2 separate regions of the Homo sapiens genome follow, and region 2 is linked to region 1. A link is a contact called in ENCODE Hi-C or POLR2A ChIA-PET data. All regions are on one chromosome and are shown on one strand. The core of a region is the stretch at or near the end of the contact, and the rest is flanking DNA. Distances in the headings are between cores, read along the strand shown.

Region 1 (3,801 bases), core at 579-3,078:
GGAGGTTGCCACTGTACTCCAGCCTGGGTGACAGAGCAAGACCCCATCTCAGGGAAAAAAAAAGTGACTGATCAGAAGAAAATATTTTAGTTGTGTAAATGCTGTTTTCTTATTTTTGAAATTTTAAATTTTTTGTTTATTTATTTTAGAGGAGGCATCCTGCTCTGTTGCCCAGGCTTTTTTTCTTTTTTTTTTTTGAGACGGAGTCTTGCTCAGTTGCCCAGGCTGGAGTGCAGTGGCACGATCTCGGCTCACTGCAAGCTCCGCCTCCCAGGTTCACACCATTCTCCTGCCTCAGCCTCCCGAGTAGCTGGGACTACAGGCGCCCGCCACCACGCCCAGCTGATTTTTTGTATTTTTAGCACCGTGTTAGCCAGGATGGTCTTGATCTCCTGACCTCGTGATCCACCTGCCTCGGCCTCCCAAAGCACTGGGATTACAGGCGTGAGCCACTGCGCCCGGCTCCAGGGTTTAATTCAGTGGTGCAATTGTAGCTCACTGCAGCCTCGAACTCCTGGGCACAAGCAGTCCTGGCACCTCAGTCTTCTGAATAGCTGGTACTACAGGCGTGTGCCACCATGCCTGGCTATAAATGCTGTTTTCAGTCATAGGCTTTGAACTATTTAAAAAAAAATGCCCACAATCCTTTGTTACATGTTATTTGTTAGTGAATATATATAGTGGTGTGTATAGTTTTTCTCAAAGCAGTTTTCATCCTGCTTTCCTGTGCTGCTAACGTGTTGACTTGTATGGATATTTTGAGGTGGGGGGAAATGAGAGGTGCAGTTTTAGAATTTCTGAGTCTGAGAATTTTAATTCGTCATTACTTTATGTGGAATCTTTTTTTTTTTTTTCTTTTTTGACACAGGGTCTTGCTCTGTCGCCAGGCTGGAGGCAGTGGCACAATCTCGGCTCTCTGCAACCTCCGCCTCCCGGGTTCAAGCGATTATTCTGCCTCAGCCTCTTGAGTAGCTGGGACTACTGGCATGTGCTACCACGCTGAGCTAATTTTTGTATTTTTAGTAGAGATGGGGTTTCACCATGTTGGCCAGAATGGTCTCAATCTCTTGACCTTGTGATCCGCCTGCCTCAGCCTCCCAAAGTAGTGGGATTACAGGCGTGAGCCATCGCTCCTGCCCAATTTTTTATTTCTACCATATTCTCAAGATACATTGGTACAGTTCTTAGGCTTTCAATGGATGATTGGGAGGAGGGGGAAACTAGATGTTTATGTTGTTTTTGGATGAATTATACACAATATATCTGGGTCATACGTATTTGCCTTTAACTCCCTATCTTTTATTTTGGAAGAATTAGTGGTGAATTCTTTATATTGAAAGTGAGTTTTTCAATTTTAAAGTTGGAAAATCATCTGGCAACATCATGACTATACTAAAAACCAATGAATTGTATACTCTAAAATTGCTGCAATATTATGTTTTATGTTATGTGAATTTAATCTCAAAACATACAGGAAAATATCAGCTGGCAGTTTAATGGCCCTTTCCGGTTTGTGTTGCAATTCTTAGTTGTGATGGATGTGTGTTCGCTTTACAGGGTTGTTAATCACCGTGTGGATTTTTAGAGTTTTTGAGTGTTTTTGAGGAATGGCTCAGGAAATCTGATGTGTTACTTGGATTCCTAACATCTTTTTTTTTTTTTCTCTTCAAGTCTTGTTAATGGATCATTTTGTACTTTTAAAATCCCTTTCTCCTCTCTCTCTCCAGTCTTATTGCCAGCAGTTTTGAAGATGACTCCCGTGTAGCCTCACCGTTAGACCAGAACGGAAGCTTCAATGTTGTTATTAAAGAGGAACCTCTAGATGATTATGACTACGAACTTGGTGAGTGCCCAGAAGGGGTCACTGTGAAACAGGAAGAGACAGATGAAGAGACGGATGTATACTCAAACAGTGATGATGATCCTATACTAGAGAAACAGCTAAAGAGGCACAATAAAGTTGACAACCCAGAAGCTGACCATCTATCTTCTAAATGGCTTCCAAGCAGCCCATCAGGTGTTGCTAAAGCTAAAATGTTCAAATTAGACACTGGAAAGATGCCAGTAGTCTATCTGGAGCCCTGTGCTGTCACCAGAAGCACAGTTAAGATTTCTGAACTCCCCGATAACATGCTTTCCACATCTCGAAAGGATAAATCTTCTATGTTGGCAGAATTGGAATATTTGCCTACATACATTGAAAATTCCAATGAGACTGCCTTCTGCTTAGGCAAGGAATCAGAAAATGGTCTTAGAAAACATTCACCAGATCTCAGAGTGGTACAAAAATATCCCTTACTGAAAGAGCCTCAGTGGAAATATCCTGATATATCTGACAGCATTAGCACAGAAAGAATACTCGACGATTCAAAGGATTCAGTTGGAGACTCACTTTCAGGAAAAGAGGACTTGGGCAGAAAGAGAACAACTATGCTTAAGATTGCAACAGCCGCAAAGGTAGTGAATGCTAATCAGAATGCCTCTCCAAATGTCCCTGGAAAAAGAGGAAGGCCACGAAAATTGAAACTCTGTAAGGCAGGACGACCACCTAAGAACACAGGAAAGTCTTTAATTTCTACAAAGAATACACCTGTAAGCCCTGGGAGTACCTTTCCAGATGTGAAGCCTGATCTGGAAGATGTGGATGGTGTTCTCTTTGTTTCCTTTGAATCAAAGGTAAGATTGTAATTTTCAGGATTCTTTAAGGCTAATTAGTCATACTTGAATTGTATACTGGCTTGTAAGTAACTCGATTTACAATCTAGTTTTGTGATATCTATTTGTGAGGGTGTATGGGGGGTGGAGTTGGGAGGGAAGTGTCTCCAAAATGTTTGGTTTAGTTAATAGGAATAACTTAAGATACTTCATTTGAATAGACTTAAAAAAGTATGTCTTGCTTAGATTTCAGTTTACGATTTTTGCATAGCTGTGTTTAAAAAAAGTCTTCGGGTCTTACTGGAATTTTCATCATTATGGATTTTGGAAAGGACTAAAAATACATGAAATATTTACTAACTCTTTGGTGACGCTCCATTTCTTTTACCTCCTGGTTTTCTTTTATTTTTCTTTTCTTTTTTTTTTTTTTTTGAGACAGAGTCTTGCTCTGTTGCCCAGGCTGGAGTTCAGTGGCACGATCTCAGCTCACTGCAATCTCCGTCTCCCGAGTTCAAGCCATTCTCGTGCCCCAGCCTCACGAGTAGCTGGGATTACAGGCGTGTGCCACCACACCCAGCTAATTTTTGTAATTTTGGTAGAGACGGGGTTTTGCAATGTTGGCCAGCTAATTTCTAACTTCTGGCCTCCAGCAGTCTGCCTGCTTCAGCCTCCCAAAGTGCTGGGATTACATGCATGAGCCACCGCTCCTGGCCCTGGTTTTCAGTAGTAGTAGTAGAGTACCATTGGAGAACCAAATATTAACAGTCATCTTAACTCTCCTGTCTTACACATTGAAGTCTCTGTTTATTCCACTCTGACTCTTCAACCAGATTATTTTTCTTGGAAATTTTTATAGAAGCCCAGTCTTTTTTTATTTATTTTTTGAGATGGAGTCTCGGTCTGTGGCTCATGCTGGAGTGCAGTAGCGCAATCTTGGCTCACTGCAAACTCCGCCTCCTGTGTTCTTGCCATTCCCCTGCCTCAGACTCCCGAGTAGCTGGGACTACAGGTGCTCGCCACCATGCCCGGCTAATTTTTTTTGTATTTTTAGTAGAGACGGGGTTTCACCATATTAGCCAGGATGGTCTCGATCTCCTGGCCTCGTGATCCTCCTGCCTCAGCCTCCCAAAGTGCTGGAATTACAAG
Region 2 (3,801 bases), core at 625-3,124, 260 kb after region 1:
GGAGGCCCTTCAGATTCCGGGCCAGGGAGGTGAGCATACGGATATCGTAGTTAAGCAGTGAGTCCCCCAGCTGGACAATCACTCACACAGCACAGGTGTTGAAGTCAGACATCACTGTCGAGGAGTGCCTGAATTACTTTCTGATGTTTCATTCCTGTACAAGTACAGCAAATCCCACTACTTTTGAAATAACAGGGGTTTCAAGGAAAAATATAAATGAAAAAATTGTTTAAAGAAGAGCAGATGTTTCCTACATTCAAGTTTATATTGCAATCGAAGCCAGAGTTTTCTAAGTAGCGACCCTACTGGACAGACCTTTAACAATAAATCATTTTTAAAGTGTGCTTCAAGTGTGAAATAATTTGAAGTCAAAGGTGTCCCCCTTTGACTGTGACCTTGGTAAATCAATCTCTGGATCTCAGACACAGAGGAAGAACTAGAATTAGGAAGAATTACTGTATTATAAAGCTTGCTTGCATTATCAATTTGTTTGGTGATACTTTCACAGATAATACAAAGTTAACATTCAGTGTTCAATTTCACCATCAAAGAAATACCAGTAAAGACAGAGCACATTAACAAATTTTTGAAAACTCGGAATCATCAATGCTGGCAAGGGTCCTGTGAGATAAACACCCTTATATATGTTGGTGGGGGAATAAGTTGGTCTAACTTCACTAAAAAGCAATTTGACACCATGTGTTAGAAGCCTTTAAAATGGGGGTCTTGCTGGGAGCGGTGGCTCGTGCCTGTAATTCCAGCATTTTGGGAGGCCGCAGTGGGAGGATCGCTTGGCCTAGGAGTTCGAGACTAGCCTGGGCAACATGGAGAAACCCCGTCTCTACAAAACATACAAAAATTAGCCAGGTGTGGTGGCGTGCATCTGTAGTCCCAGCTACTTAAGAGGCTGGGGTGGGATGGTCGCTTGAGCCCAGGGAGGTTGAAGCTGCAGTGAGCTGTGACCATGTCACTGCACTCCAGCCTAGGTGACAGAGTGAGACCCTGTCTCTAAATAAATAAAGAAAAAATAAACTCAAATGGGGATTTTGCGGAGTTGACCTCTAACAGCTCGTGCTGGTGTTATTTGAGGGCCTGTTTCCTCTCCTCTCTTGGGCTGTCATTTCCTGCAGGGCATGGTCTATATACTCAGTACTTTAGAAACCTGGAGTCTGGTAGGAATGATTTGAGTCAGCCTCTTATCTTTACAAGCGACAAGACTGAGGGTTAGTGCAGGAACATGGCTTGTTGCTGGTCAAACTCACAGGGTGGCCATGCAGGATCCAGAACCTGCAGCCCCTTTCTCCTGGCCCCAGACTTCTGCTCTTACACCAGGCACAGCACCATCACCCTGGGGTCCTACACTGCCCCCAGCTCCCTGGTGCTCTAAGCAGGACCTGGCAGATCCCTGACTTTACATATGACACTCTAAGCTGATTGCCCTGAAGAAGATTTTTCACTGGGGGACTGCAGAAACTCAGATTCATCTGTTACACTGCTGGGTAAACAGGTACATGTCAGTGCAGTGAGGGAACTCGGAACAACCAAGACACCAAGTATCTGACATGGAAAAAGGGAGAATGAAGTGATGGATCCACACACAGCAAGCTGGAAGGGAAGAGTCTGAGCTGATGCTGAGGTGCAATGTGCATAAATGGGTCAATCACACAGCCACACGGGATAGACAGCCTGATCAACTGTGTTAGACATTTCTCACGGTGGGAGTGCCTCAGAGGCTTTCCCAAAGCTACGAGTTTCAGGGACTCTAGTATTATCTGCAATAACAACAATTCAAAGGAACAAGAGGACACAGGAAGACCACCGTGATTCAGAGCTGATTAGCCCCTCCACAGGCATCCTGTGCTTTGGAGACTTGATTTTTGTCCTTGGCTCCACTTTGCTCCCCCTTTCCTGTGTTCTCGGAGAGGCCTGCCAATTCCAGCAATGATTGCTCCAAGGTTCTCGAGCCAAGCCAGCCACATAAAAAGGTATGGACATTTGGATTCCAAGCAGCTGGGCGGAAGGGATGGTGGGATGGATGGGAGACCTGACATCCCCTTGTCCTGGTCCGATGAGGTCCCCAGTTCAGACTCATCCAAGTGGCTCTGGGGTACCCCGGTTGCCAGCATTCAGCCCAAGCTCACAGAGCTACTTTGATGCAAGAGTATATATGGATGGTGTCTTCTTTTTTTCATTGCTTAGGCTAGAATTTTTTTTTTCACTTCATAGAAGTGAATGTCATTTATGACAAGGGGAAGAAAAAAAACTCTCAAGATATTGAAAACAGAGATACTCTCAATATGTCCAAGCACCATCTTCTCAACGATGAGCTTAAGAATGAATAAAAACCAAACAAATCTAAGTGGCACATTATTCAAACAAATGCTGGAGTAGTGGGCAAAGCATTACACTTTAAATAAATATACCTAACGCTTGAGGACTCGTTATGTGCTAAAGTCTTTACATGAATAGTCTCATTTCATCCTAACTACCTTATGGGCAGGTACTATTTCTATCCCTATTTTACAGATGAGGAAACTAAGGCTCAAATGGGTTAAGCGGTTTATTAAGATGAAGGATTTCTTACTAGTCTTATGAGGACACCACCCACCCTAAATCAGAGCCTGAGAGGCCGACGGGTTCCACTGGGAATGTTTACAGGAACGTGTCCTGTGAATCATAACAAATACACAAATGTAAGATTTTAAAAATAATACGGCACATATATTTTGAGTGTTGTATGAGCATTATTTTTAAATTATCAAGCCAAATCTAAAGAAATGGTTTGTGTGGGCTGGGCGTGGTGGCTCACGCCTGTAATCCCAGCACTTTGGGAGGCCGAGGTGGGCGGATCACGAGGTCAGGAGATCGAGACCATCCTGGCTAACACGGTGAAACCCCGTCTCTACTAAAAATACAAAAATAAAATTAGCCAGGCATGGTGGCGGGCGCCTGTAGTCCCAGCTACTCGGGAGGCTGAGGCAGGAGAATGGCGTGAACCCGGGAGGCTGAGCTTGCAGTGAGCCGAGATCGTGCCACTGCACTCCAGCCTGGGTGACAGAGCAAGACTTTGTCTCAAAAAAAAAAAAAAAAAAAAAAAAAAAAGAAATGGTTTGTGTGATGATAAACGAGATCTTAAAATATGTTCGTGCATACCTTGGCATCTGTGCATGGAGTTTGGGGGTTCAATTCATTGCTATTGCCTGAAACATTTTTAAAATAAGTTTTGGAAAGTTTCATGTAATATATTTTTCTTCAGAATACTTACTTGATCCACTATTTCACTAGGAGAGGGATGAAAAGGAAGAGTTACTACTTCTACTCTGATTTGATTTGAGCCTGGAAAGATGTTTTAAGAGCAGTTTCTGGCCGGGCACGGTGGCTCACACCTGTAATCCCAGCACTTTGAGAGGCTGAGGTGGATGGATCATGTGAGGTCAGGAGTTCAAGGCCACCCTGTGGCAAACACGGTGAAACCCCGTCTCTACTAAAAGCACAAAAATTAGCCGGGCGTGGTGGTGCGCACCTGTAATCCCAGCTACTCGGGAGGATGAGGCAGGAGAATTGCTTGAACCTGGGAGGCGGAGGTTGCAGTGAGCCAAAATTGCACCACTGCATTCCAGACTGGGTGAGACTCCACCTCAAAAAAAAAAAAAAAAAAGCAGTTTCTATTGTTTAATCTATCCTTGTGTTTCACACCAGGAAAAGTAAGTGGGAGAATCAAGCATTTATTACTTCCAAAGTCTTACAAGATAGGCCAAGATATATAAATATTTCCTAGCAAAACAGTATGACCTGCACTAT

The links. Hi-C counts contacts between places; a loop is a spot of excess contacts on that map. ChIA-PET counts read pairs that join two places held with the same protein, here RNA polymerase II (POLR2A). Pooled maps may share reads with other maps.
Region 2: a loop to region 1 is called in a pooled map, with 2.5 times the contacts of the local background. The contact joins two enhancer-like sites. A Hi-C loop is called at or near these places in 5 of 50 pooled maps. POLR2A ChIA-PET finds 5 or more read pairs at or near these places in 4 of 52 experiments (PC-9, T-cell, activated CD4-positive, alpha-beta T cell and 1 more).

What each region holds. Positions count from the first base shown.
Region 1 is chr15:41,694,348-41,698,148 of GRCh38, forward strand. MGA (MAX dimerization protein MGA) reads left to right here. Exons shown (of 24, transcript NM_001400225.1): 3 at 1,728-2,676. Among named protein-coding and RNA genes, the nearest start is that of MIR626, 4.7 kb to the left of the region's middle. Within about 2 kb of position 1,829, at least 7 of the 41 ENCODE cell types and tissues checked have a DNase peak (open chromatin) inside an H3K27ac peak, as active enhancers do.
Region 2 is chr15:41,956,322-41,960,122 of GRCh38, forward strand. The region is part of intron 1 of EHD4 (EH domain containing 4); the gene reads right to left. LOC124903477 (a long non-coding RNA gene) reads left to right here. Exons shown (of 2, transcript XR_007064603.1): 2 at 1-344. Among named protein-coding and RNA genes, the nearest start is that of EHD4, 14 kb to the right of the region's middle. RefSeq lists an enhancer at 953-1,072. Within about 2 kb of position 1,875, at least 4 of the 41 ENCODE cell types and tissues checked have a DNase peak (open chromatin) inside an H3K27ac peak, as active enhancers do.